Regions from separate parts of the Homo sapiens genome. Here all the other regions are linked to region 2. The links are chromatin contacts, found by Hi-C or POLR2A ChIA-PET in ENCODE. All regions are on one chromosome and are shown on one strand. Each heading gives the region's core, a stretch centred on a gene start or an enhancer-like site at or near the end of the contact. The rest is flanking DNA. Distances are from core to core; before and after follow the strand shown.

Region 1 (6,235 bases), core at 1,759-4,258, 200 kb after region 2:
TTGTCATGTCTCTTTAGTATCCTTTAATCTAGAACAGCTTCTTCTTCTTTCTTTTTTTTTTTTTTTTTTTTGAGACGGAGTCTTGTTCTGTCACCCAGGCTGGAGTTCAGTGGTGCAATCTCAGCTCACTGCAAGCTCTGCCTCCCGGGTTCACGCCATTCTCCTGCCTCAGCCTCCCGAGTAGCTGGGACTACAGGCGCCCACCACCACACCTGGCTAATTTTTTGTATTTTTAGTAGAGACGGGGTTTCACCGTGTTAGCCAGGTTGGTCTTGATCTCCTAACCTTGTGATCCTTCCACCTTGGCTTCCCAAAGTGCTGGGATTACAGGCATAAGCCACTGCACCCAGCCTCCTTTTTGTTTTTCATGACAACATTTCTGAAGTGTCTAAGCCAGTTATTTTGTAGAAAGTACCTCATTTTGGGTTTGTTTGATGTTTCCTTGTGATGAGTTCTTGTTGTACTAATTTGGCAGAACTATCCCAGAGGTAATGCTCTGTTCATCTCAGTGTGTCATATCAGGAGGTATGTGATGTCAATTTGTTCCATTTCCCGTGATGTTAATGTGGGTCACGTGGCTGATTTGTTGCTATGTCTGAGTCCTCCCCCTGGCCCATGAAATCCTTCTCAAGGTCAAAGAGAGACTCGGCCTGATTCATCCTGGCATCATGGTACCTGAGTACTTAGAATGTTGGAAGGTGAGGAATGAACACTTACAGAGCCCCTCCCACGTGCCCAGCTCTGTGGTTGCTTCTCATTTAAGACTCACAGCGACCCCATAATTTATCCTCATTTTACAGGTGTGCTCAGTGAAGATGAATAATTTGCCTAAGAACACTTGACTGGTAAGTAGCAGATCCAGACTCAAATCCAGATCTGTCTGCCACTTCCCATAACACTAATTCCCTGGAACTAATACACCTAGTCAACATCATGCAATGCTTTGAATGAATATTTTTTTTTAATGAAACAGAAAAATCTAACACCAAGATGACCAAGAAACTTAACACCTTTCTATATCAGCAAGGATTCATTTTTTCCTTCCTTTTTATTCATTTATCCCTTCAACAAATATTTATGGTGGGCTTACTATGCACCAGATGGTGTTATAGATAACAGGGCTATAATAGTGAATAAACAGCTTACATTCTAAATACTAGAAAACCCAGCTAAGGTCATTTCAACAAGAAAAAGGCTAGCATTAGAGTAGCTTCAAGGTTGGTTAATTTAGTGACTCAAAGGTGTCATGGCTAAGGTTTGGGTTCTCTGAGACTCTTTTAGTCTTCTCCTTTGGTCAACAAGGTGTTTGCTTTAGTTTTAAGCAAGACATCCTCAAAGGAAACACAGGGGATGTTCCTGTCATTGTCCCTTTATATGAGCAAAGAAAGTCTTGCTAGAATCCTCCAGGCTGACTTCCCTTCCACCTCATTGCCAGAACTATATCATCAGCCCATGCCTAAATCCATACTTGGCAAGAGGATTGAGCCACTATGCCTGGCTTAGGCACTCTGGACTCACACCCCTACCCCACTCCAGACTACCTCTGAGCTCAACCTTCCCCAAAGCATTTGGTCATCAGAAGAGTAGGCAAGTGAACAAAATTGCAACTTTTTTTTTTTTGAGACGGAGTCTCACTCTGTCGCCCAGGCTGGAGTGCAGCGGCGTGATCTCGGCTCACTGCAAGCTCCGCCTCCCGGGTTCATGCCATTCTCCTGCCTCAGCTTCCTGAGTAGTTGGGACTACAGGTGCCCGCCACCACGCCCAGCTAATTTTTTGTATTTTTAGTAGAGATGGGGTTTCATCGTGTTAGCCAGGATGGTCTCAATCTCCTGACCTGGTGATCCTCCCGCCTCAGCCTCCCAAAGTGCAGGGATTACAGGTGTGAGCCACCGTGCAACTTTCTTTTAAGAAGGAAATAGGGGAAAGGTTGTTAAATAGGCTACTGACAAAATTTTTCAAATCTCCCCTCTCCTAGTTTACCAAATATTTAGACTCTGTGGCTTCTTAGAAACTCTTGTTTATACAAATAAAATTTGCCTCACTGCTATTCCTTGTATTAATTTCTGCTTCTTTTTACTTACCGTTAAGTCACATAATGTCTTTCTTTATATATTCCTATATCTTGTCCCATTCCAAAATAAGGTCGCTTTTCCATGAGTATACAGAATCTTAGCCAGGGGAGGTTTAAAAAATATCTAATAACTAGTACTAAGATGTTCATTGACCACTGCTTCATGTGGGATCCTGGAGGCTGCTGGGCCAGGCATTTACTATTTAGTTGCTAGATCAGGGGGAGTTCAGGAGGATCCCAGTAGAGGGGCAAGGGAGGCTTGGAGGACACTCTGGCTCTACTATTTACCAGTTGGTATGAAAATACTTATTTTAACAACTAGTATAACAGTCCCCACGTGACAGGCTGGACGTCGGTGCTAATCTGCATGACAGCCATTTCCAGTGTGAGTATAATGACCACGGCACAATTTTCCCCACGGTCGGGCATCTGGGCTGCCTCTGGTTTTAACTGCAGTATCAAGCTCAGTTCTACACAACTCTATATGTGCTTTTGTTTCATTTTTATATTTTATAAACTTATTTATAAATATGTATTTCATATTTTGTTTCCTTGGAACATATTTCCCAAAGTGGTATTCCAAGGTCAAAGGGTTTGATCAATTTTATAATTTGACATGGTGATTTTTAAAAGCATTTAACCATGGGTTCAGAAACATCCTTGCCCATTTTTTCACAGACTCCTGTTGCTGGAGAGCTGGCAGGCAGTACGGTATGGTGGAAGGAGGGTGGGTGCTGGGTAAGGAGAGCGGGGCTCGGGTCTGGGCAGTGTTTCTCTACTAGGAGTGGGGGACTTGGCAGTGTCTTAGCCTCTGTGAAGCTTGGTTTCCCCAGCTGTGAAATGTGAAACGTGGGAGGTGCCATCTCTCCCAGCATCAGGCACAGCAGGCATCAGTTGCCTACATCTGTTCCTGATCTTGGCCTGAGGCCCTGGCCATCCTTGTCACACCCTCACCCTGGCCCACCTTTGTGGAGGGTAGGCTGAGTAACTTGACTTGAACAATTAACTGTCAAAGTGTCAAGGAAGGTGTGGGTTCTGCACCATAAGGAGGTGTGTAGACTGCCATCTTCTGGTGCAAAATGTTAGTGTCCAGATGATTTAGGGATCAAGCTACTCTCCCTTGTGTCCCCATGAAGATCTGTCCCCCCCGGGGGAAGCTGCAAGAGAAGGGGCGGGGGGGTTCTCCCAACACAGGCTGGCCCTAGAGTCTGGTACTTTAAGGTGATGTCCTCCTTCTGCCAGTGACACTGAGAGAGAGGAAGATGCTGGGTTTTGAAAGCCTGCTTGTAAATGAAGGTGCTTTTTGAGACTGTGGAGGTGATGGCAAGAAGGATCTTTGTGAAAACAGGAGGTCTATATCAGCAATTTACTAAACCGGTTCAGAGAGGCTGACAGCAGTGGTCAATCAGTCCACAAATATTTACAGAGCGCCTACCATGTGGCAGACACATGCTCTGGCAAACGCTGTTGAAAGAGACAGGCAGGGTTCCTGCTCTCATTGTCTAGTGGGAAACATTGGTGATAAGGTTAATTCTTTTTCAACTGATATGCTTTCTTTTATTTAGTTGGAGATAAACAGAAAATTAAAAGTAATTTAAACCATACTATTTTGCCTCTCAAACACTACAGCCAATTTTATTTCAATACCTTCCAGCCCTTTCAGATGCGTATGCACACTTTTAGCAGAGCTATAATCATAATGCCTATGTGATCCTGAAGTTTGTTGTATTTGACTGATAATAAACATCTCTACACTGCTATCAATCTGCACAGTTATCCTTATTGCTGTATAAGAGGCAAATGTGTGGCTGTATCAAAATCTATATAGCAATTCCCTCAAGTTTAGTATTTTTTTTTTTTTGCTACAATAGATATTGTTGATGTTGACTTCTTTATGGAGGCTTTTTTTTTTTTTTGAGATGGAGTCTCGCTCTGTCGCCCAGGCTGGAGTACGTTGGTGTGATCTCGGCTCACGGCAACCTCCAACTCCCGTGTTCAAGCTATTCTCCTGCATCAGCCTCCTGAGTAGCTGGGACTACAGGAGCCCGCCATCACCCCTGGCTAATTTTTGTATTTTTAGTAGAGACGGGGTTTCACCATGTTGGCCAGGCTGGTCTCGAACTCCTGACCTCAGGTGATCTTCCTGCTTTGGCTTCACAAAGTGCTGGGATTACAGGCGTGAGCCACTGTGCTGGCCTCTTTATGCAGATTTTTATTGCATTACTTCTGAATAATCATGGATATAGTTCTTCCTATGTGTTTCCATATTAGTTCCCAAAGGAACTATTACTAATTTCGAATGCCACCAATATTGTATCAGTAAATCAATTTTGCTGCAACATCAGGTACATTGAATATTGTTGCTTCAAGGCATTTTTGAAAAGATTTTTAAATAGAGTCCCAAATTTGCTTTCTGCAGCATATCTTTGGATGCCAGTAGGCAGGTTTTTTTTTTTGCACATGTGCTATTTATAATTGCTCTTGTGTAAATGTCTGTTTATATTGTGGTTAAAAATTTGAATGAGTCCCTTGTTTGATGGCTTTTCTTAAAAGAGAGAAAAGCAATAGAAGATTGCATTACTGTAGCCCAGAGGGTCAGAATGGCACATAGGGTGTTACTCATTGGGTTAATAACTGTCTGGAATCTTCCCAAGAAAGCTCAGCTGTTCCAGGATCTAGAGTGCAAGTCTCTTCTGCTGCCCAGAACTGCTAAGCAAGAAAAGTGATTCTATAACACCCTTGGTGTGCTTGATTCAATCATGGAAATGACATTATTTCTCACTGTTTATGAAAAAGAGTTGGACACCAGTCTAGGTTACAATAATGCAAATGAAAGGTATGCGATTGGAGCGTTGTTTCCTAGTGACTTGGAAAAATGCATGGCATCCTTGAGTGTCTCAGTTGGAGAAGGCCTCTTCAGATATGGCCCAAACCAGAGAAGTGAAGTGACTTGCAGAAGCTCACACAGCAAGCCAGAGAAGGACTAAACCCCTAGCTGGCATCTATTTTAAATGAACCTGTGATTCTCTCCTTCCGGGCTTCCTCTCCTCTCCATTCCTTCTTCTTCCACCCATGGCCTGCCTCCTCCCAGCCTGCATAATTACCAAAGCATGCTCTGGGAGTGCCTTCTGCCTTGGGAGTAGGTTTCCTTTTCCTACATACCCTCCAACAAGACCCCTGGGCCTTTCTCTCTGGGAATTCAAAGTACTGTGCCACGCAGTGTTTTGTGCAGTAGCTAAAATATTTTGCCAGCACACAAGATCTTCTCCTCAAAGAGGACTGCGGATGTTAGAAGCTGCGCCTGTGTGAGGGTGGGAGATCTTGACTTTGTCAGGAAGCCTTTTGGTTTAAAATCTCGCTGGGCATGGTGGCTCACACCTGTAATCCCAGCACTTTCTGAGGCCAAGGCAGGTAGATCACCTGAGGTGAGGAGTTCGAGACCAGCCTAACCAGCATGGTGAAACCCTGTCTCTACTAAAATTACAAAATTAGCCAGGCATGGTGGCGCGTGCCTGTAATCCCAGCTACTTGGGAGGCTGAGGCAGGAGAATCACTTGAACCTGGGAGGGAGAGGTTGCAGTGAGCTGAGATCATGCCATTGCACTCCAGCCTGGGCAACAAGAGCTAAACTCCATCTAAAAAAACAAAAACAAAAAAACCCACCTCACTACTATTTTCTGGGAAGATTAGATGGAGAAAAGAACATTTGATTAACACTTACCATGTAGTAGGCACTACCTCCCTTAATTTCCTAAAAACACCTATGAAGTCAGAGATGTAGAAGTGGAGGTTCAGAGAGGTTAGGGAACTTGATCGGCTCCCACAGCTATGAACCATTTGCTAATCCACTGGTTCTGGAAAGGCTGATCAGAATCACCTGGGGCAGGGAGAGTTTCCAACTGGCGCTCACATATGTTTCCCAGTGAGAACAGCTGCACCCTATGGTGCTCAAGGTAGGAGTCGTGTGCCAGGACACCACCCCACAGACGTCCTGGTCTGGACAAGTGTCAACAAACTGATGAGGTATAGCAGGAGCTAGAAATCCATATAGAGGGTTTGTGATAAAGCCAAAGAAAAGAGCATCTGGAAAAGTTCCTTCGGGAAGAAAAAATAGAAGAATCCTAAAGACTGGGGCAAGGGGAGCATAACTCAAGGCCAGAAAAG
Region 2 (7,180 bases), core at 3,988-6,487:
AGCACTTTGGGAGGCCGAGGTGGGCAGATCACTTGAGGCCAGGAGTTCTAGACCAGCCTGGCCAACATGGTGAAACCCTGTCTCTACTAAAAATACAAAAATTAACCGGGCATAATGGCGTGTGCCTTTAATCCCAGCTACTCAGGAAGCTAAGGCAGTAGAATATCTTGAACCTGGGAGGCGGAGGTTACAGTGAGCCGAGATTGTGCCACTGCACTCAAGCCTGGGCGGCTGAGCGAGACTCTGTCTCAAAAAACAAACCAAAATACATAGTATTCTGATATCTTCTCAGAGATATTTTAAAATAAATTTTAAAGTCTCTACTTTCATAGGCTGCATATTGCATGTAAAAAAAGAAAAGCTCTGTTTTATCTTGTATCCTCACATTTGGGGAGAATATGAATGCAGAAATAAAAATGAGATTCGTTCAGTCAATGTTTGTTGAGTACCTACTATGTGTTGGGTACTTTCTTAGGTTCTGGAGAGACAGCAGTTAACAAAACAAAGTCCCTTGCCTTCATGGAGTTTATATTGTTCTTCCTTCTTTCCCTTCTTTCTTCTTTTCCTTTGTACTTATTCCTTTTCTTCTTGTCTTAGCTTGGACAGTAAATAGAGAGAGAGAGAGGTACATGGTGTATATAAGTAGGAATGTTAAGATCATGATGATTGTGAAGTAATGTGGCTTTTTATCAAACCTAATAGAATTACTTGTCTTTGTAGCAACTCATATTTTAGTTATGTTTATTTGTAGGATTCCTTAACAATTAAAAAAAATATATAAATACTTTGTAAACTTTTAGAGTTGTTAACTAAGTGGGTTTTTTAATGAAATTGTCCTTTTTAAATTGTGAAGTTTCTGTCTTGGTTTTTACTCTTCTTGTATTTACATGCTTTTATCTTTGCCTATTTGTAGATTAAAGATAGGCATCAAAATGAAAGTGTGAAGGAAACACAGTTTTAATGATTGGATACCTTAGAGAACCTCTTATCAGATCTTACAACCAAAAGTGAGACTTTTTTTGTTTTTAAGAGAACCCTCTTCTCTAAAAACAGAAATGTGTAATTACAAGGGCTCATTACAATACTGTCTGTAGAGTCTGGAATTAATGAGTACAGTAGTGAATACAAAGATGTATATAAGTAAGAATATTTTTTTCTGTCAATCTTTCATAGAAATTGATGCTTGTGAAATATATTTAGAAACTTTTAAATTAAACAGGTAGAAGTTTTTTATTCCCGCTGTTATTTTTGAAAAAACAAATCCTTACTACTTTCTTAACCTTTTTTTTGGTTTCTAGAGATTGATCAACAAGCTGAAGAAAGTGACCCTGCCCAGCAGGCACAGACACCAGTTACTACTAGCCCATCAGCCTCAAGCACGACCTCCTTTATGAGCAGCTCTCTGGAGGACACCACAACTGCCACCACTCCAGTCACTGACACAGAAACAGTGCCTGCATCCGAGTCCCCGGGAGTGATGCCTCTTAGTCTTCTCAGGTAGAGAAGTTGACCTTTAATGTCTGCCATACTGATGCCTGTGTTTCTGAAGGCACAGTTGTCCTCATATGAATAGTATGCCCAACTGAATCTTGGTGTTCTAGAGCTAGAAAGAAACTAAGAGATTATATAGTCAAGCTCATTTTACTGAATTTGGAAATGTCCCTCAGAAGTTTAATAACTTACCCAAAACTCACAGCCAGTTAGTGGTGATCCCAGGTCTAATCAGCTGTCGTGCTGACCAGCAAGTAGTCTAACATTCTCTCTCTTATGATGATAATTTTTTCCCCTAAGTTTTTGAGTATTTTTTTTTCCTCAAAAAGTAAATACTTTTATTTGGAATATTCACCTCCATGAAAATAATTTTCTCTTCTCAGGTTGTTTTCATTTTAAGCATACTTCTTTAACTGTATTTTTATTCTTAAAAAAATTTCGAGCAAGTCTGCTTTTCAAACGAAAGGGCATGTCTTATGATGCTTCTTTAGCCAACTCTATTTTAATAGGTTTGTAAATTCCAAGTGATGCTTACTTAAATTTCTTTTTGCTTTAATTTGCCAGATGTATATACAAATGAAAACTTTTGAGAGAAGAGCCTTCAGGGAAGAGACTGTTTTATGAGCTCTCTTAACTATGACTTAAGTGAAATAAGGGAAGCAGAATGGTTAGCCTCCCTTTTTCTTCTTTCCCCTCTTTCCTTAGTTAAGAAGGCATTACGATTTTCACTGTGTAGACTGACATCTTAAACAGTGGAACAGGGGAGTGTCTATTGTAGTGATTCTCAATTTTTGGTGTGCCCAAGGCCACCTGGGCAACTTTTTAAAGCTCTAGGGCTGTATCCCTCAGCAAGTCTGATTCAGTAGGTCTGGTGGGGCCCATAGTTTACATTTTAATTAAGTTTCTCTAGTGATTCTGATACAGTGGCTTCAGCGTACACTTTGAGAATTACTGCTGTGGTCTTGTGCAGGAGTACAATCCTAGTACCATTTTCAGACCCCACATATCTCCTACATGTTAGCTCTCTTACTGGAATAATAGTTTCAGGAGGTGCGTCTGTTCAAAGAATAAGGAAGATAGAGGAATAATAGGTTATTCTTTTTTTCTCTCTCACTTTTTTTTTTTTTTAAGAGACAGCTGCTTACTCTGTCACTGAGACTGGATTACAGCAGCACAGTCATAGTTCATTGCAGCCTCAAAGTCTTCTAGATTCAAGCCATCCTCCTGCCTCAGTCTCCTGAGTAGCTGGGACTACAAGTGTACCACCACACCCAGCTAATTTTTTTTTTTTTTTTTTTGAGACAAAGTTTCACTCTTGTTGCCCAGGCTGGAGTGCAGTGGTGCGATCTGGGCTCACCGTAACCTCAGCCTCCTGAGTTCAAGCGATTCTCCTGCCTCAGCCTCCTGAGTAGTTGGGATTACAGGCATGTGCTACCACTCCCGGCTAACTTTTTGTATTTTTAGTAGAGACAGGGTTTCTCCATGCTGGTCAGGCTGGTCTCGAACTCCCAACCTCAGGGGATCTGCCCACCTTAGCCTCCCAAAGTGCAGAGATTACAGATGTGAGCCACCGCACCTGGCCCCTCGCTAATTTTTTGAAATTTTTTTGTAGAGACAGGATCTTGCTTTGTTGTCCAGGCTTGTCTTGAACTCTTGGCCTCAAGTGATCCTGTGGCCTCAGCCTCCCAAAGTATGCTGGTATTACAGGTGTGAGCCACGATGCTTGCCTGATACGACATTCTAATATGGTTTTTAATCCCTCTGGCAATTACAGAATTCAAGGCGTCCACACAAGATCAGTAGCACTGTGACTCCTTGTAACCTTTTCAGCTCTGATTAGTGTGGGCATGGGATTCAGTGGTAGAATCATGCCCCCTTGCTCCCATAGGCATTCACCAGGACTTATGACTCCTCATTTCTTCTGTCTTCATTTTCCTGCTATTGGCTGGGACTTCATTAGAGTTGCACTTGGCTCTTACTGGGCGAACATCATTTAGTAGAGGAAAAACCAGAGAACTACTCCTTCCTGTGTGTATACCATTGTATTACTGACTTGGTAGACAGTACATTTTTGATACTTAGAAAGTTCCTAGTTCTTTTGGACAAATCTGAAGAGCAGTCAGTGTGGATCTTTATGGACTTTATACTCTGACTGCTGTCCACATTTCTCAACTGAAGAGGGGTTCTCCCTCCAATACCTTTCCCTGACCATGCTCCACATTCTCATCGGAGAAGGGGCTGCCTCCCCGTACCTTTCCCCGACTGTGCCGCTGACATATCATTCATGTACTGTTTTGCAGTTGTGCTAGGTGACTAGACAGTTACCTTTTCTTTCCATAACTTGCCTGTAAACCATTACTTTCAATCCATGTGAATAATTTCATGACTAGCTAGTGAGTTTATATTAATATTTAAAAGTAACTGCAAGTTACCTATCTTTAAAAGCCTTCTTTGCACTGTAACTGTACATACCAAATTACCCCTCTTATCTTGGTATTATAGTTGAAGGAAAGCTCTGTGAAGGCAGGCATTTTTCATCTATTTTGCTAATGGCTGTATTCCCCCAACCTGCTTTGTTGCTGGCATTTTGCTGAAAGAATCATAAGGTTTTATTACATTTATACTGAAAGTGCTGCATGAGATAATCATTTTTAAAACTAAGGAGTCTTTCTCCCCACCCTCCATTAAACTATAACTAACCTGTTTAGTCTTCCAGGTTGCATATTCTTCTATAAGAAGATTGTGATGTATGTATTATTTCGTAAATTGGATTTTTATGCTAACCACTGTTATTTTCTTAAAGGCAAATGTTCTCTAGTTACCCAACTACCACTGTACTTCCCACACGTCGGGCACAGACTCCTCCAATATCTTCGTTACCAACCTCTCCTTCTGATGAAGTAGGAAGGAGGCAAAGTTTAACTTCTCCTGATTCCCAGTCAGCAAGGCCAGCTAACCGCACAGGTGCGTGTGCTGATATGCACTATGATATCCAAAGTTGGCATTCCAGATGTGTGGGACTTTATTATGTGGGCATTGTGTTTTGTCTTCACAGAAGGTAAAACAGTGATTTTAATGAAGGGGAACTGCCCCATTAAACTGAGCTATGATCTTCATGTTGAAGCTGTGGATTGAATTATGGCCATTTCGGAGAGAAATAATGTGCTGTACATTAGTCATATCAGCTCTTCATTTTTCCCAATATAGCCATTTTTAGTGTTGTAAGTTTCCCTTTAAGTACTGCTTTAGCTGCAACCCACACATTTTGAAATGCTGTGTTTTCATTTTCATTTAAAGTACTTTCTAATTTGCCTTTGATGTCTTCTTTGCCCTCTGGACTATTTGGAAGTATGTTATTTAGTTTTCAAATATTTGGGGGATTTTCTAGATATCGTTTTGTTACTGCTTTCTAATTTTATTATTGTCAGAGAACATATCTTGTATAATTTGAATCACTTTAAATTTATTGAGACTTGTCTTACAGCCTAGAATATCATCTGTTTTGGTAAATATTCCAAGTGCACTTGGAAAATACGTGTATTGTGCTGTTGTTGAGTGTTCTATAAATTGTTTAGCAGGCTCAAATTGGTTGATACTGTTGTCCAAGTCTTCTTTATCCTTTCTGGTTTTTTTGTCTACTTGTTCTGTCTATTATTGAGAGAGTGTTGTTGAAATCTGTGACGATAATAGTGGATTTTTCTATTTCCTGTTTTCAGTTTCTGTTTCATATATTTTAAAGCTCTGTCTTTAGGTTCATAAACATTTAGGATTCTTACGTTCTTTTAATGAATAGACCTTCTGTTATTATGAAATGCCTTTATCCTTGGTGATATTTTTTTGCCCTGAAATCTGCTTTCTCTGATGTTATAGCCACTCCTGCTTTTTAAAAATTGTTAGGATGGTTTGTCTTTACTCATCATTTTACTTTTCATCCATTTGTGTCTCTATATTTAAAATGGGTAAAGGCAGCATGTTGTAGTAGTTAGGTCTTGCTTTGTTTGTTTGTTTGTTTGTTTTTAGAGACAGCCTCTTGCTCTGTCACCCGGGCTGGAGTGACCTTGGGTCACTGTAGCCTCAACCTCTTGGGCTCAAGCAGTTCTCCCACCTCAGCTTCCCAAGTAGCTGGGACTACAGGTGCATGCCACCACACCCAGCTAATTTCTGTAATTTTTTGTAGAGACAGGGTCGTACCATGTTGCCCAGGCTGGTCTCAAACTCCTGACCTCAAGGGAATCTTGCTTTTTTTAATCCAATCTGATATTCTCTACCTTTTAATTGGGGTGTGTATGCCTTTTACATTTAATGTGATCATTGATATGGTTGGTTTTAAATCCACCTTCTTTCTATTTTGTTCCACCTGTTTTTTGTTCTCTTTTGAATTAATTAACTTTCTTTGAATTAAATAAGTTTTATTATTCCATTTTACCTCCTTTGTTGGCTTATTAGCTATACAGTTGACCCTTGAACATTGCAGGGATTGCAGCACCAACCCCCTGAACAGTTGAAAATCTGTATATAACTTTTGACTCCATAAAGATGAGAAGATATATTTACTATTCATTAAGTGGAAGTGGATCATCATAAAAGTCTTCATTATAGTCATATTCCCGTTGAGTAGGCTAGGAAAAGGAGGGACTAGTCTTGCTCTCCCAGGAGTGGCAGAGGCAGAAGAAAATCCACATGTAAGTGGACCCGAGCAGTACAAACCCATGTTGTTCAAGAGTCAACTGTACTTCGTTTTATATTTTTAGAGATTACCTTCTGGTTTATAGTATATGTCTTTAATTATCAGAGTCTACCTTAAGGTGATATTGTACCACTTCATATGTAGTTAAAGTAATAATTTTACAACAGGATGATTTTATTTTCCTTTTCTCATCATTTATACTTTTGTTTTCATACATTTCACTTTTACACATAAGCTCCATAATAAATTATTATTTGTTTTGGATAGTTTTTATAGCTATATCTTCTAATTCATTCATCTTTTCTTCTGCAGTGTCTAATGTTCTGTTAATGTCCAGTGTATTTTTCTATTCAGACACTATAGTTTTCATCAGTAGACATTTGATTTGTTTTTTTTTAATCTCATCTTCCGTGTTTATTTCACATGCTCAATCTTTCCTCTAACTTACTGAATACATGGAATAATAGTTGATTCTCATTATTAGCAATAGTTATGTTCTAAAAGGTTATTATGAACACTGAATTAGCAAATACTGAACCATTGCTCCTAGGAGAAATACAGGGTTAAGTTCCTGTGAACTTCTAGTTACATTTCCATCATCTGATCAGTATGCTGTATAATCTTGTTTTGTGCATCTTTCTGTTTAAAGATACCACATTTAATACATACTGTTTATTCACTAACATTGAGCTTATGGCCACCAACACTATAGCTCATCATGAATGAAGCTTATCTAACATATGTATTTTCTTCATAAGGCACATTACAGCATCCTTGTGCTTAGAAACACTAGACAGCACTTTAGCACTATGCTTGGGGCCATTTTAATCAGGGAAATCACCGACCAAAAGCATAAAAATGCGAAGAATGTAGCACTAAATAGACTATGAAAAGGACACTTGTTTTTCACATGAGAGCTGAAACATGAAGGCAGAGCATCACCTTGTTGGACCTCAGCTGTGAACACATATGTTGAGGGACTAAACTTTTTAGTCCCTCTGC
Region 3 (6,623 bases), core at 2,981-5,480, 220 kb before region 2:
TGTGTGTTGTCCAAAAGGACTCATGGAGAAAGCGCCTCCTGGGCCCAGGCTTTGCAGAATCTATTCTGCTGTCAGACCTCTGAGGCAGGTCAGAGTGACATTCTGGGCGATGTGGTTGAGGACAGCCGCATCTGCTGAGTCATAAGGATGTGGGCCCTGTGTGTTCACAGTTGGACATATCGCCTTTCACACCCACGGAGGGGAAATTTCAGCCAGGCTGGCTGACCCTGCATTCTTTCAGAAGGTCATGACCTCAAGTAGCCCAGGGAAGGAGAGGAAACAGGAATGCTCGTAAGACCTAGAGGTTGGCAGAAGGTGAACTGAGACCCAGGTGTTCCCCAGCTGGGTCCGCTGGGTCGTGGCTTTCTCAGGCCTTTCCAATAACTAAGCTGAGGGCTTTGGAACTGATGGGACACTTCCTGGTGGGGGAGGAAGCCCGGGCAGATTTTCTTAAATGATACAAACTGCCAAGCTCACCAAACTTTCACAATCGATGCTGACCCTGGAAAGCCCCACAAAGCCATAAGAGTCTAGACTCTGGAAAATCCTTCTCCTTCCTCTCCAAATCAACCAATCAGCAAATAAACACCACTACACATAGTATGCTTAGCTGCCATGCAATCAAGCGAGGCTTTCACGCTTATCGGATTTAAACAGTAACGTTTCCCCAGGGATGGCAGGGGCAGAAAGCCTCAGTCCCAGGCTTCTTGGTTGGAATGGGTTTCACAGGTTCTTTCCTAATATCAGATGGGGAGGGGTGAGGAGGGCATTTGCCCGCTGGAGCACACCTGGGAGAGCACCACTTGTGAGGGAAGGGTTCCAGCAGGACATCGATGGGAAACGCACATCAGGAAATGAACATCTGAGCATTTACATGCACCCAGCATGGGGAAGGCACTGGAGAATATTCTGCAGGAGGATATTCCTGTTCCTAAGGAGCCCGAGCTGGGAGCGCACCTGTGGATATTCAGCTTGCCCATAGATGAGCTGCTTCCCCTGGCCACGTGAGATATGGATGAGGTAAGGAAAGGCGATGTGAGTACATCGAGGTGGGGTTGGTCCTTCGGGGGAGGCGGTGATCAGAGGAAGGCAGGGAGGCTGGCCTGGAGCAGGAGGGTGTCACCACTGGTCACTCCTTGTATTCAGACAGTGAAGGCCACTGACAAAATGTCACACTTGCTGTGACCACTGGTCTCCAGTAAGGTCCAGCCAGCCTGTGGGGCCTTGTGGGTCTGGCATGCTGGGCAGCGGGTTTGATGGGGGGGTGTCAGGTTCTCCTGGGGAGAGAGGGCCCCAGGAGGGACATTGAGGTAGTCAGTACTTGGTCTAAGCAGGGGTTTCAGAGACTTTGTAGATGCTCGTCCAACACCACTGAAGATGCCCAGGGGCGACAGGGAGCTCAGGATCTCTTGGCAGGACCCTTAAGGGCTGGTGTCAAACTGTTCAGGTTGTTACAAGTTCTTTCTCAGGTTAAGCTCAAGTTTGCCTCCCCGCAGATCCATCCATTGTCCTGGTTCTGTCTTCTGGGGTCATATCTATTTAGCAAATATAGAGACAAAGATGGGAAAAGATAGTTCATGTCCTCAAGGAATCCACAGTGCAGTGACAAGGATGAAATAGGCGCTAAGCTGGGAGCTGAGGAAGGAGTCCTGTGTTCCGAGGGATGGGGGCCCAGGCAGGCCTCCAGAGGAAGTAGCCTTTGAGTGCGCTTCACAGATAAGAGGATTCACATGGGTGGAGGGGGCTGCAGAGTCCAGGCCAGGAACAGCTTGAGCAAAGACACAGAGGTAGGAGAGAGCAAGGTATCCCCTGGGGACGCGGGGCACCCTGTTGGGGTGGGGCCTGCTGCGGTGGGGAAGGGGGCTAGATAAAGAGGGGCTTCAACCCAGGCTTAGGCCTTTATTCAGCAAGCTATGGGGAGGGTTGAGAGGTTTCGTGAGACTTTATCAGAGCTGTGGCTAAGATCAGGGGTTCTCAAAGTGTGGTCCCTGGCCAGCAGCATTAGGGTCATCTGGGAACTTAGAAATGCAAATTCTCCAGCTGCCTCCCAGACCTCCTAGATCAGAAACTCTGAGGGTACTTTAATAGGCCCTCCAGGTGATTCTGATGTGCTGCTTTAGAAAAACAACCCGAGAGCTGAGGGAGAGAGGGGAGGTGGGGGGAGCCTGGAAGAGGCCGCAGGTGCTGCTGCATCCTCAAAAAGCAATCACAGCTGGAAGATGGACCCGAGCATGGGAGGAGATATCACTAACAACGCTCCCAACTACAGTAACCAACTGTCCCAGCTTGCCTGGGACCTGAGAGGTTTCATGGGACATGGGACTTTCAGTGCTAAAACCAGGAGAGCCCAGGGCAAACTGGGATAGTCAGCTACCCTGCCCTAACACTGCCCAGGAAGACGTACTGCTCAGGTTGTTTATGAAGGGAATGGGTGAACGGTGGAGTTCCCAACAACGCTGAAGCCCATCCTCGAGGACTTTGTAGTGGCTAAAGTTGCCTGTCCCTCTTGTCACCCGTTTCTGGTGCCTGCTGTGCCTGGCAGGAGCCCTTCCCACATGCCTCTGCTGTGTCCAGGCTCTGGAGACCAGAGCAGAAAGGGAGGTGGAGCCCAGGCCAGTGACAAGAATACAAGGCTGGCTCTCCATGGCCATGTCGCTGGCCAGGCGCCTCGGTCACATGAAATACAATATGGCTGAGGCCTCTCTGACCCTGCTGATGCTGCTGGAAGCTGAAAATACCCAGGGTCCCGGCCTGGGCGCCCGGGTGGCTCCTCTGGGCCAGGAATCAGAGGAGAGGCTGTGGTGACTCAGCCAGGCTCTGGCCTCTGTGGGGTGATTTCAGGGCACTGCAGCCTCCCACCTTTCCTACAGGTGGAGGTTTTTAAAACAGGAGCCTTTTTATTTATCACCCCAGCTGCCTTCAACACATACAGGGGATGGTGGGGAGAGTGACTTCACCATGTTCACTGAGCTGTTAAACACCAGACAGCAAGCCTGCCTATGGAAGCTTGCTCAGAAAAGTGGGGCAGCTGCTTTCTGAAGACCCCAGTGAGCCCCTCCCCGTGTCTTGTTGATCCACACGCCCTATCCATGGACCAGTCACGGAGGCTGAGGGATGGATGAGGGTGATTTGTTTAGGCCTGAGACCCAAGGCCTTAGTGCCTAGGGTGGAGTTAGCTTCCCCGAAACTGGAAGGAGGAGAACTGGTCATTGCTAAGAGAAGGGGAACAGCTGCTGGGAGGTGAACCTCATGTCTCCTTCAATTCTCTTCCTCTGCTTCTGCTGTGGTGCTCTCTACTTTTTCAGAACTGCCTCGTGAGCAAACTTTCTGGGGCTCAAATGAGGCTCCCTACTCCCAACACACCTGCCCAGGAGTTGGTCCTGCTACAGCCTTCAAAACCCGCAGGCAGGAGGATTGCTTGAGCCCAGGAGTTTGAGGCTGCAGTGAGCTATGATCATGCCACTGCACTTAGCCTGGGCAGCAGAGCAAGACACCCATCTTTAAAACAACAACAATAATAATGATAACCTGTAGGCCCTGCCTCTATCAACCTCCCTTCCCTGGAAAGAAGCATCATACCTGGGCAGGGGGGTGCTGCATGGAAACCCTGGCTTTGGAGTTAGACTGGACCTCAGGGTCTGAATCCCAGTTCTGGCACCTTCTTGGCTGGGTAACTGTTAGCAACGAACTGAGCCTCAGTTCTCCCTCTTGTAAAATGGGAATGACAGTATGCTCCCGCAGGGCTTCTGTGAGGGTGAAATGGAATGAGCTGATGCATGTGAAGTTCCCGTTCCGTTGCACTCGGAATGTGGTTGCTGCTGTAATAACCATGCTTCTTATTGACAGCATACAGTACAGGGTAAAAATAGACATGTAAGTGAGGAGCCTGGAGCAAAAGAGGAAGGAAGATCCCCTATAGTGGTTCTGCCCCTGGCAACCACTCTGGCGACTGCAAAGCATGTGATCGGTAGGGCCCTTCATATGAATAAGGGGTCATGCCTCTTGCTTCTGCATGCCATGGGCTGGGTGTGTGGCTCCCACGGCCTGCATACTCTGCAACTCTGGAGTTAGTGAAGAAGCCTCACTACCCAGCCACAAGGCACATTCTACTTTCCACACATCTGACTCCTTCAACCAGAACCCCATGCCCCTACCATGACCACCACCAAGTGCAAAGCTGCTGTGCCTGAGAGCTGCAGCAGCCAGCCCTCTTCCTGCCTGTCTGTGGCTGGTGTGGTTTGCGTAGGAGAAGCAATAATCGTAGCATCCCCACTTACCATGTGCCGGGTGGCTTGCACATATTATCTTTAGTCCTGACAACACTCCTGAGCAAGAGCTCTGGTCTGTTTTACAAAGGCAGGAAACCAAGGCTCAGAGAGGTAGATGACTTTTCTAAAACTAAATGGCTAGCAAAGTAGCAGGGGACTTTGGGTTCAAATTCAGTTCTACCTGGCTCCAAAGACTGAGTGCTTTGCACCATGCAATAGGGCTCGGGAGACCTGAAGTCCAGGTCAGGGTCATCCATTAACTCACATGGGACTGAGGCAAGCACCTCCCCTTGCTGGTCCTCAGTTTCCTCACCTGTGAATCGGGTAATGCCTAAGGTTAGGACTCTGTTCTCCCAGCATCTGACTTCTTGGAGGTCCTCTGCTGACATGGGTACAAAGAGCAGAATTGTGACCCAGGTGATCTCAGTATCCCCCAGTTTCCCTTTGGGAGGCTCTCTTCTGGCCAGGCTGGTGTCTTCCCACTGCCAGGGGGTCTGGAACCTAGCAGTCACCCCTTCTAGGAGTGCTCTGCTCTGTCGTCTGAACATTCCTTTCTACAGCTTCGAACAAAAATGTTTCAATGTCTTGTCTACGTTTTTATAATGTCTCATCTCTCTTGGGTTCTGCCATCTTCCAGAAGACCTAGGAGGGAAGCAGAGATGCTAGTCTGAACTAAAGGGTGAGGGATTCATGGGCTCCTAGTTGCATTTTTATCAGGAGCTTCTAGAAATAGTGTCACAACCTGAAAGAGCAGATGGTCAATTTAGTAACTTCATCAGTGCCTCTGAGTCCCCTTAGTCCCCTGCACATTCACTGTGATTTGTGTTCTATTCGGCTCTCCCTGAGTATAATGCACTCCCCGAGGGAGGGCAGGGACTGGGCCTTGCTCCCAGGCCAAAAGACTCGATTGATTGATGGAGCACCCAGGCCTATAGCACAGGACTGGAACCCCATCTGACTCTGCTTGTGGGAACTGCAGCCACTTCCTGAACTGCCTCCCCACCTCAGCCAGGCCTGAAATGTATTCCTTGCTAGCTAAAGAAGGGGCAAGGAGGAGGGAGAGGGTTTAGAAAGACAAGAAGCATATGGATTTCTTCTTCCTCAGTCTCTCCAATGCTTGAACCCTCCCAGGCCACAGGAAGCTCCCATGAGCCCAGCTAGGCTCTTTAGGGCCAGGGAGTAAAGCTATCTAGAAGTAACAAAAGGGAAGAGAATGAGCATTAATCAAGTTCCTATTGAGCATAGGCATTATACTAGATGTGTCTACAGACTTATACTTGTCTCCATTTTGCAGATGAGAAAACAGAGGACCTGAGAAGTTATGCTGCATGAGATAACGAGGCTAGTAGTTGGTGGAGCCGGGGTTTGAACTCAGGTCCAAAGGTATGTGCTCTTGCAGGCTGCCTCTGGGTGGCTCCTTGGGACAGAGGCCCAAGGTATGTGCTCTTGCAGGCTGCCTCTGGGTGGCTCCTTGGGACAGAGGCTGTAGAACTTTAGGCCCTCTGCCTCGTTTCCCTCAGGACCGACACAGCCAGTCCTGGAGGTCGATGTTGGGTCCGCTGGGGCCAGCCCCACCCAGCCTGTGGACACAGTGCCATGTTACTCTTTGTCCTGGTCTGCATTCACTGGCCATCCACACACATTTTTCTGAGGGATGCTTGGTAACTAAGGCCACCAGGTGGCGCTGCAAGGGCTGGGACCTTGACTGCTGGATCTAAGGCTCAGTAGGTTCTTAGCGATCTTCCATGACAGGCCAGGATTCCCCTGAGAGATTCCTAGGAAACTTTTAAAAAAATATATGGGCCCAGAGTGTCTGGTTTGATATTTTGGATTGGATTCTGGGAAACTGTTATTATTTTAAAATAGTGTTAATTTTCTGCATTGGTAAAATATTCACATGGCTCAAAAAATTTAAAGTATAAAAAGGTATATAAGCCTAGGTGCCGCGGCTCATACCTGTAAACCCAGCGGTTTGGGAGGCTGAGGCAGGTAGGTCACATGAGGTCAAGAGTTCGAGACCAGCCTGGCCAACACAGTGAAACTCTGTCCTACTAAAAATGCAAAAATTAGCTAGTGTGGTGGTGCACACCTGTAGTCCCAGCTATTTGGGAGGCTGAGGCATGAGAATCGCTTGAACCCAGGAGGCCAGGAAGGGGAGGCTGCAGTGAGCTGAGATCACGCCATTGCACTGCAGCCTGGGCAACAAAGCAAAACCCTGTCTTTAAAAAAAACAAAACAAAACAAAACAAAAAATCCTTATTGTTCAAGGGTCAATTTTATATTCAACAAAAGAAGCAAAATAGATTTTAACCAAAGTAACAAAATATGAACAATATATTCATTTGCTTTCCATCA
Region 4 (6,749 bases), core at 3,048-5,547, 130 kb after region 2:
AGGGGCACTGCTCTACAAGGGTGTCCATCTTGGGAGGGAAATGAAGTAGTTCACCTATATCATGATTTAAGTTGTCTGCAGGAAAAATGTTACGTGGCTCTTTAGTCCTTCAAGATGATCAGGGGACACAGTATTATAGATCTGATGTAACCTTCCCCATTTCTGAAAGACAGTTAACAAAATTCAGTCTTTCAAACGTATGTCACCTACTCTGCACCAGACACTGCATACTAGGGAAAAATACAAAGATCTGAGATATGGTATCTGCAGTCTCCAAGGACATTTACAAATAACTAACATGCAGCATGAAATTATAAGTATTCCAAGAGCTGTGAGTTCAGGAAAGATTACATTCAGCTACAACTGGAGCTGGGGAAAGAGAAGAGTTCAGTGATAACTTCATAAAGGATTGCAAACATAGGACAGGGCAGGGACTATTGGCAAGGGGAAAGCAGGGAAAGAAGAACTGCAAGCCTCAGAGTATGTTATAACTTCTCTAGGGCACAGAGCACACTGCAAAAAAGGCTTTGACTTTAGTCAAGATATTTATAATCAAACATGTTAAACCTAATGCACCAATGTTTTACCTCTGAAATCAATCATTCAGTCTAACCACAAGAAATTAGTGTACAAGGAAAATTAATAAATTGAAGTAAAATTACTAACGGGCACGAGGAAACAACACATGCACACACTCCACACAGAAATAGGAAATCTGTTTCTTCATCACAGTGAGGTGTGGGAGGAATGTTAATTTAAACTGCATCTTCGTCAATTTACAACTATCACAGATTTCTTTTAGGCCATCAGTGTAATGCTACGGGGTGATTCCCTAGCATTTTATTCTAAAACCCACAAGTGAGCCGACAATGTGACCAGCTGCAGCTCCCTTCCTGAATTCAGCAGCTCTGGGTGTCCACACACTTGCAGCTCTGTACAACTTCACACAAAAGCCTGGCAATCGGCCAAGAAGACTCCATCATAGTGTATACTCCCCAAGGTTCAAGATTTTCCATTTAATTCCAATTCCACCATGAAACGACATATACTTTAGCAGACCATAGCGAAATAAAACCAATTCAATTCCCATTTCTAGTTAATAAAATATGCCCCTAAAATACAATGTATAAAGATATTAAAATATATAATCTACATTTTTAAAGGGCCTTGAATATAATTCCATTCCATTAAGATAATTCTTAAAATTTTCTTTAACAGTTAGTTTCCTCAGAATCTTACCAACAGCAAGAAAACAATGGCAAACTTGTTATAGCACACAGCGATTTAATTGTATTTCCAAAGTCCTCCATTAAGCAATTCACTCACATTGCTAACTGAAAATCAAAAATCAATGTTCTCAGTATCTGGTACTATAGGATGATGTGACCCATGACAATGTGAGACAGATACTTCAAGAATTATATTAATTTCTGTTGTCTAAAGCAGAAATACAAACACACAGAAACACACAGTTCTGCAAATTACGTAGCCACATCACTCTAGTATATAAGTTTCCTGAGGGAAAGGGCGAAAAAAAAAAAGAAAACCTGAGGGAAAGGGGAATGCAAACGCTTTAACTGCCTGGCTAATGCTTAACTTTGGTAGGTGTGTTTCACAACAGCAAATAACAATAAACTGAGCACTAACCTTTGTGTAAAAATCTTGGGAAGATTTTCATTTCTACTGAAATCTTCACCTACCTCTAGCTTCTCTCTCTCCAGGTCTGGACATCTTCCACACAAAGGATCACTAAAAACAGTAGTGATCTGAATGAATAACCCTTAAGATGTCTATTCAATAGCCAAAATTTAATGGTGTTGAACCTGTAAAAATGTAAAAGACCCTTTGGGAGGCCGAGGCAGGCGGGTCATGAGGTCAAGAGATTGAGACCATCCTGGCTAACACGGTGAAACCCTGTCTCTACTAAAAATACAAAAAAATTAGCCGGGAGTGGTGGCAGGTGCCTATAGTCCCAGCTACTCAGGAGGCTGAGGCAGGAGAATGGCTTGAACCCAGGAGGCAGAGCTTGCAGTGAGCGGAGATCGGCCACTGCACTCCAGCCTGGGCGACAGAGCAAGACTGTTTCAAAAAAAAAAAAAAAAAGTAAAAGACCTGGCAAACCACTGACCCTTTCTTCTTCCTTTTGATGGGCACCTTCCTATCATACAATTATCGACTAAGGACAATGTGGAAAGGATTCTCACACCATTTCAGTAGAAAGTAAATTAAAATTGTTATCTGGACTTCTCTAAATCCCCATCTCTACCCAGTAATGCCTTCATGTAACATTCAAGGGCTGTCTGACAATAAAAAATATCTCCAAAGTGATCCTTTAAATGGCTTATATCCCCTCCTTTAATGTCAACAACCTTCTGAATCAAGGGAAAGCTGATTAAAACAAGAATTGTTCATCATAATTTACTAGTCACAGAAAGAAATTTGCTTCACACCAAAGTTAAAACTGCAGAATATACTTTCTGAGCATAACCAAATGGATATGGATCATTAAGCATCACTCACAACCTAAATAACCTAGTTCTAAGTAGTCACAAAAATAGATACCTACTTTGTCATTTATATGAAATAGACATGAATATTATATTACAAAGAGGGAACAGAACCTGTTGCCAACCTCTTTTTAAAGGATACTAAAAAAAAAAAAAATAGCACTGGAAGCGGTGGCTCATGCCTGTTAATCCCAGCACTTTAGGAGGCCGAGGCAGGCAAATCACCTGAGGTCAGGAGTACGAGACCAACCTGACCAACATGGTGAAACTCCGTCTCTACTAAAAATACAAAATTAGCTGGGCATGGCGGCACATGCTTGTAATCCCAGCTACTTGGGAGGCTGAGGCAGGAGAGTTGCTTGAACCCGGGAGGCAGACATTGAGGTGAGCCGATATTGCGCCATTGCACTCCAGCCTGGGCAGCAAGAGCGAAACTCTGTCTCAAAAAAAAGAAAAAATAGCCTGGAAAGCTACGTACCAAATTCTTGACATTCACCTTTGGGGGAGTAGAAGAGGAGCGTGGAACTGCACTGGGAGAAGGGAGACTGTCAGAATAATTTTTTTTTAAACAAAGCAGTTAAAATTTTTAAGATTATATGACAAAAATGTTAACTGGACCAGGGACAGGAGGAACATGGGTTTGTTGAGTTATTTTGAACATGGGTTATCACATTGTTCTTCAATTTAAAATAACACAAGAAAAAGAAATTATAATAACAAAGAAATAGATCTATTTCCTTGAAGCTAGGATGGATGAGGAACGGGAGGTGGGAGAGAAAAGGAGGCCTAGAAGTTGAAAGGAACAATGCAAAGTAAAATCTGAATGAATAAAGATAGGCGTTCCCAATGGCTCCAGTCCTCCGTGAATCCTAACAGTTGTAAAAGGAGGTAACAGCAGTAGTAACTGGCTTAGAGACTGAGGGAAGGGAGGGGAGGAGAGCACACTTGCACACAGTAAGAAATCTCATTTCCAGAAAATGTTAACTTACCAGTATGTACTGTAGCTACTGCAATCCATACATACTGTGTGCTGAACTTTATCTTGCTTTTCTGATTTCTTATGGTTGGTTAAAGGTACTTGTGCATCTTCATAATGTTTTTTTGCATGGCCATTCACATACCTTACAAAAACCAAATGAAAATTTACTTTAAATATTGCTTTGGAAATTAAAGGAGTAGGAAATGATGAAATTAAATATTAATCAAATCAAAATAAAGAAATCCTATAACAGCAGTCAATCATGTAGTGATTTATTATACTGAATACTTAAAATATGCTCTTTTTTTTTTTTGAGACGGAGTCTCGCTCTGTTGCCCAGGCTGGAGTGCAGTGGCACGATCTTGGCTCACTGCAAGCTCCACCTCCTAGGTTCACACCATTCTCCTGCCTCAGCCTCCCGAGTAGCTGGGACTACAGGCGCCCACCATCACACCCAGCTAATTTTTTTTTTTTGTATTTTTAATAGAGATGGGATTTCATCATGTTAGCCAGGATGGTCTTGATCTCCTGACCTCATGATCCACCCGCCTATGCTCCTTTTTTGCAACCAAATACTATAGTCAACTTTTAATTATATACAAGAGTAGGCTCAGGCAAGGAAAGGCATAATCTATGCAAATTGGTTTCAGTACCATAGATATTATTTATAAACTCCTTTGCTGCTGCTTTCACTATAGCTTTTTTTTTTTTTCTCTCAGACCACTAACCCCCAACTTGGGCTATTATCAAAGACAAGCTCTGTTAAGTAAATTACTCAGCCACTTCCCACAGGGCCATAGACTCTGCTCAAGTTGCTGCTTAACATAAAGTGTGAGAGTCAGAGAAACAGGACAATGTTCCATCTCTCACCAATATAGCTTCCAGTCTTTTATTTGAATGCCTGAATAATCAGCTCCTCTCATATGGAAACATGTTTGTTTAGAAATAATCCAAACAAAACACAAATCACCTTAAGCTTACAAAAACTGCTATTTCTCTACATGGACAAAGATAATCAAAAGTTGATTATGTTCATAAAAATTGTGTAACACATTCCAACTCAGATTTAGTATTACAGCAGGCACAATGAAACTGAAATAAGGCTCCATATGCACATGGTGTACACCCAAATCCATCTACACCTTCGTCTAGAGACTGCACAATTCTGTCACTAACCACCAACGTGAAGACCCTTAAGAAGCAACATTTCCCAGTTCCTAGAAAGCAGCCAATGTGTGGAAGGCAAGGCCTACTTGAAAACTCAGTCAAAACAAATGTTGGTTAAATGGTACCAAAATAAACAGATGCAGAGAGTTAGATGACATTTTCATCATGAGGCACCTTAACTGCACCAGGAAAAACACTTACCTTGGAGGAAGTAGGAGAGTTACCGTAACTGGGAAGGATCAACTTCAAACCTAGCCCCTCTACCCAGGAAAACTGGGCACATTCAAGGCACTATTAACCTCAACTTGGAATGTGATCACGTTCTTTCTCCATTTTTTCCCTGTACTTTACACTTTTGCATATACCTGAGTCCTCTGTTCATAAAACTGTACTAAAATGAATTTTAGAGTCAAATAATGATTAAGAGGATAAGCTCAAAAACTAGACTGCCTGGATTCAAAATTAGGCTTTATCACATCCTGGCCATGAGAGCTTGGATGAATTATTTAACCTCTCTGTACTTGTTTTCTCATTTGTAAAATGGACGTAATAGTACTTTGTGTCTCATGGGTTGTTAGGTGATTACATAATCCATAGTTCATAACAAATGAATGTTAGCAATCATTTTATTAGCATTCTTCTTTCTGTGCTTAACTACTACTCATTCAGAATCCAAACAACAATTGCTTAGAAGGTGGGCACATTTAGCACATATTTCAAGATAACATGTAACTGTATAGGTCAAGAAACGCTATTTAATAAAATGTAAGGCTGGGTGCAGTGGCTCACGCCTGTAATCTCAACACTTTGGGAGGCTAAGGCAGGCAGATCACTTGAGGTCAGGAGTTTGAAACTTGCCTGGCCAACATGGTGAAACCCCATCTCTACTAAAAATACAACAATTAGCCATGGTTGGTGGCACATGCCTGTAATCCCACTACTTGGGAGGCTGAGGCATGAGAATCACTTGAACCCAGGAGGCAGAGGTTGCAGTGAGCCGAGATCACCCCACTCCACTGCAGCCTGGGTGACAGAGTGAGACTCTGTCCAATAAGTAAATAAATAAATAAATAAATAAATAAACAAATAAAAGGCAAACTCTAAGGTATCATATAGGTTCAATACTTAATCTTAATCACCTATTCTTATCATATATATTTATAATACTAAACCATGAAAAACAACAGTAATTCATTGCTACAGTAATAATACTGAATAAGCACATTACCACTTGCACATTTTTGAGAACTCATCATCTTTACATAGTCCATTTAACTACAATGCTGTAGTTTCTAAATGTACTAGATGTTTAAATAGTTCCGGTGCATATCAGAGATAAACTAAGAAGTAGGAATACTGATATTAAGATTAGCAATGTTTTGCCTGATACCTAAATATATTAGTCGAAGAGGTTAACAGTTTTGTATAAACTAGCTAACAGGAAATTAAATATTTCCCTCATCTAGTTTTGGATTTTAACTAGACATTTTGGTCTACAGCACAAGAGGAAAAATTTCACTACATATGTCACAAATTTCTAATAACAATCACAAAAATTTGAAAAATAACTTAAATGGGATGGTGTCATGAAGACCAGCAGAATTTATAACCCATATATGCTATTGATAAACTATGTTTCCTAGTGGGAAGAATATTCACTTTACGATTTCCCTAAAGACAAGCAGTCTAAAATTACCAAAAAATCAATAAATTTGGCAATCAACACCTGGGATTACATGATAAAAGAATATTAACCAATCAGCTATGTAAAATGGAGATCCAAATTCAGGCTATTCTGAATTTTCTGTTTAATCTACTTCATCACATTTCTCCAAAACTATGTCAAATTTCTAAATTTAAGCTTGTTTGCAATTGACAACAGTCCACCTGCAGAGGCTAGAAATTTTTCCATTTATTTTTCCAAAACCTATTTTAGTTTGTTGTTTAAGAACATTAATCTCTAATTTTTGAGTTTGTCAGGTCTTTTGATTGGCACATGACCATCAAGATTTAGGTTGTAGAGCACTACGAGACTTCTGGAGAACAGAACTACATAAATTTTATTGCATTATAATTCTCACCTCTCAAAATCTAGG

The links. A loop is a pair of places that touch in the nucleus more often than their neighbours do. ChIA-PET counts read pairs that join two places held with the same protein, here RNA polymerase II (POLR2A). Pooled maps may share reads with other maps.
Region 1: a pooled map shows a loop between it and region 2 (4-fold over the local background). The contact joins two enhancer-like sites. A Hi-C loop is called at or near these places in 2 of 37 single-sample maps with no recorded cell type and 7 of 50 pooled maps. POLR2A ChIA-PET finds 5 or more read pairs at or near these places in 2 of 52 experiments (BJ and activated CD4-positive, alpha-beta memory T cell).
Region 3: a map of left ventricle myocardium inferior shows a loop between it and region 2 (5-fold over the local background). The contact joins two enhancer-like sites. A Hi-C loop is called at or near these places in 1 of 168 maps with a recorded cell type or tissue (left ventricle myocardium inferior) and 7 of 50 pooled maps. POLR2A ChIA-PET finds 5 or more read pairs at or near these places in 2 of 52 experiments (T-cell and activated CD4-positive, alpha-beta T cell).
Region 4: a pooled map shows a loop between it and region 2 (2.5-fold over the local background). The contact joins two enhancer-like sites. A Hi-C loop is called at or near these places in 1 of 50 pooled maps. POLR2A ChIA-PET finds 5 or more read pairs at or near these places in 3 of 52 experiments (B cell, CD8-positive, alpha-beta memory T cell and activated naive CD8-positive, alpha-beta T cell).

The regions. Positions count from the first base shown.
Region 1 is chr15:63,463,769-63,470,003 of GRCh38, reverse strand. No RefSeq gene overlaps it. Among named protein-coding and RNA genes, the nearest start is that of USP3, 38 kb to the left of the region's middle. Within about 2 kb of position 3,008, at least 3 of the 41 ENCODE cell types and tissues checked have a DNase peak (open chromatin) inside an H3K27ac peak, as active enhancers do.
Region 2 is chr15:63,666,813-63,673,992 of GRCh38, reverse strand. It overlaps HERC1 (HECT and RLD domain containing E3 ubiquitin protein ligase family member 1), which reads left to right. Exons shown (of 78, transcript NM_003922.4): 39 at 1,299-1,497; 40 at 4,295-4,455. Among named protein-coding and RNA genes, the nearest start is that of USP3-AS1, 70 kb to the right of the region's middle. Within about 2 kb of position 5,237, at least 4 of the 41 ENCODE cell types and tissues checked have a DNase peak (open chromatin) inside an H3K27ac peak, as active enhancers do; they include B cell, where a contact is called at or near this core.
Region 3 is chr15:63,890,503-63,897,125 of GRCh38, reverse strand. No RefSeq gene overlaps it. Among named protein-coding and RNA genes, the nearest start is that of MIR422A, 23 kb to the right of the region's middle. RefSeq lists enhancers at 18-67, 268-317, 2,669-3,170, 3,946-4,175, 5,745-5,834 and a silencer at 4,102-4,396. Within about 2 kb of position 4,230, at least 8 of the 41 ENCODE cell types and tissues checked have a DNase peak (open chromatin) inside an H3K27ac peak, as active enhancers do.
Region 4 is chr15:63,533,904-63,540,652 of GRCh38, reverse strand. USP3 (ubiquitin specific peptidase 3) reads right to left here. Exons shown (of 15, transcript NM_006537.4): 3 at 3,497-3,628. Among named protein-coding and RNA genes, the nearest start is that of USP3, 33 kb to the right of the region's middle. RefSeq lists a silencer at 809-1,103. Within about 2 kb of position 4,297, at least 2 of the 41 ENCODE cell types and tissues checked have a DNase peak (open chromatin) inside an H3K27ac peak, as active enhancers do; they include B cell, where a contact is called at or near this core.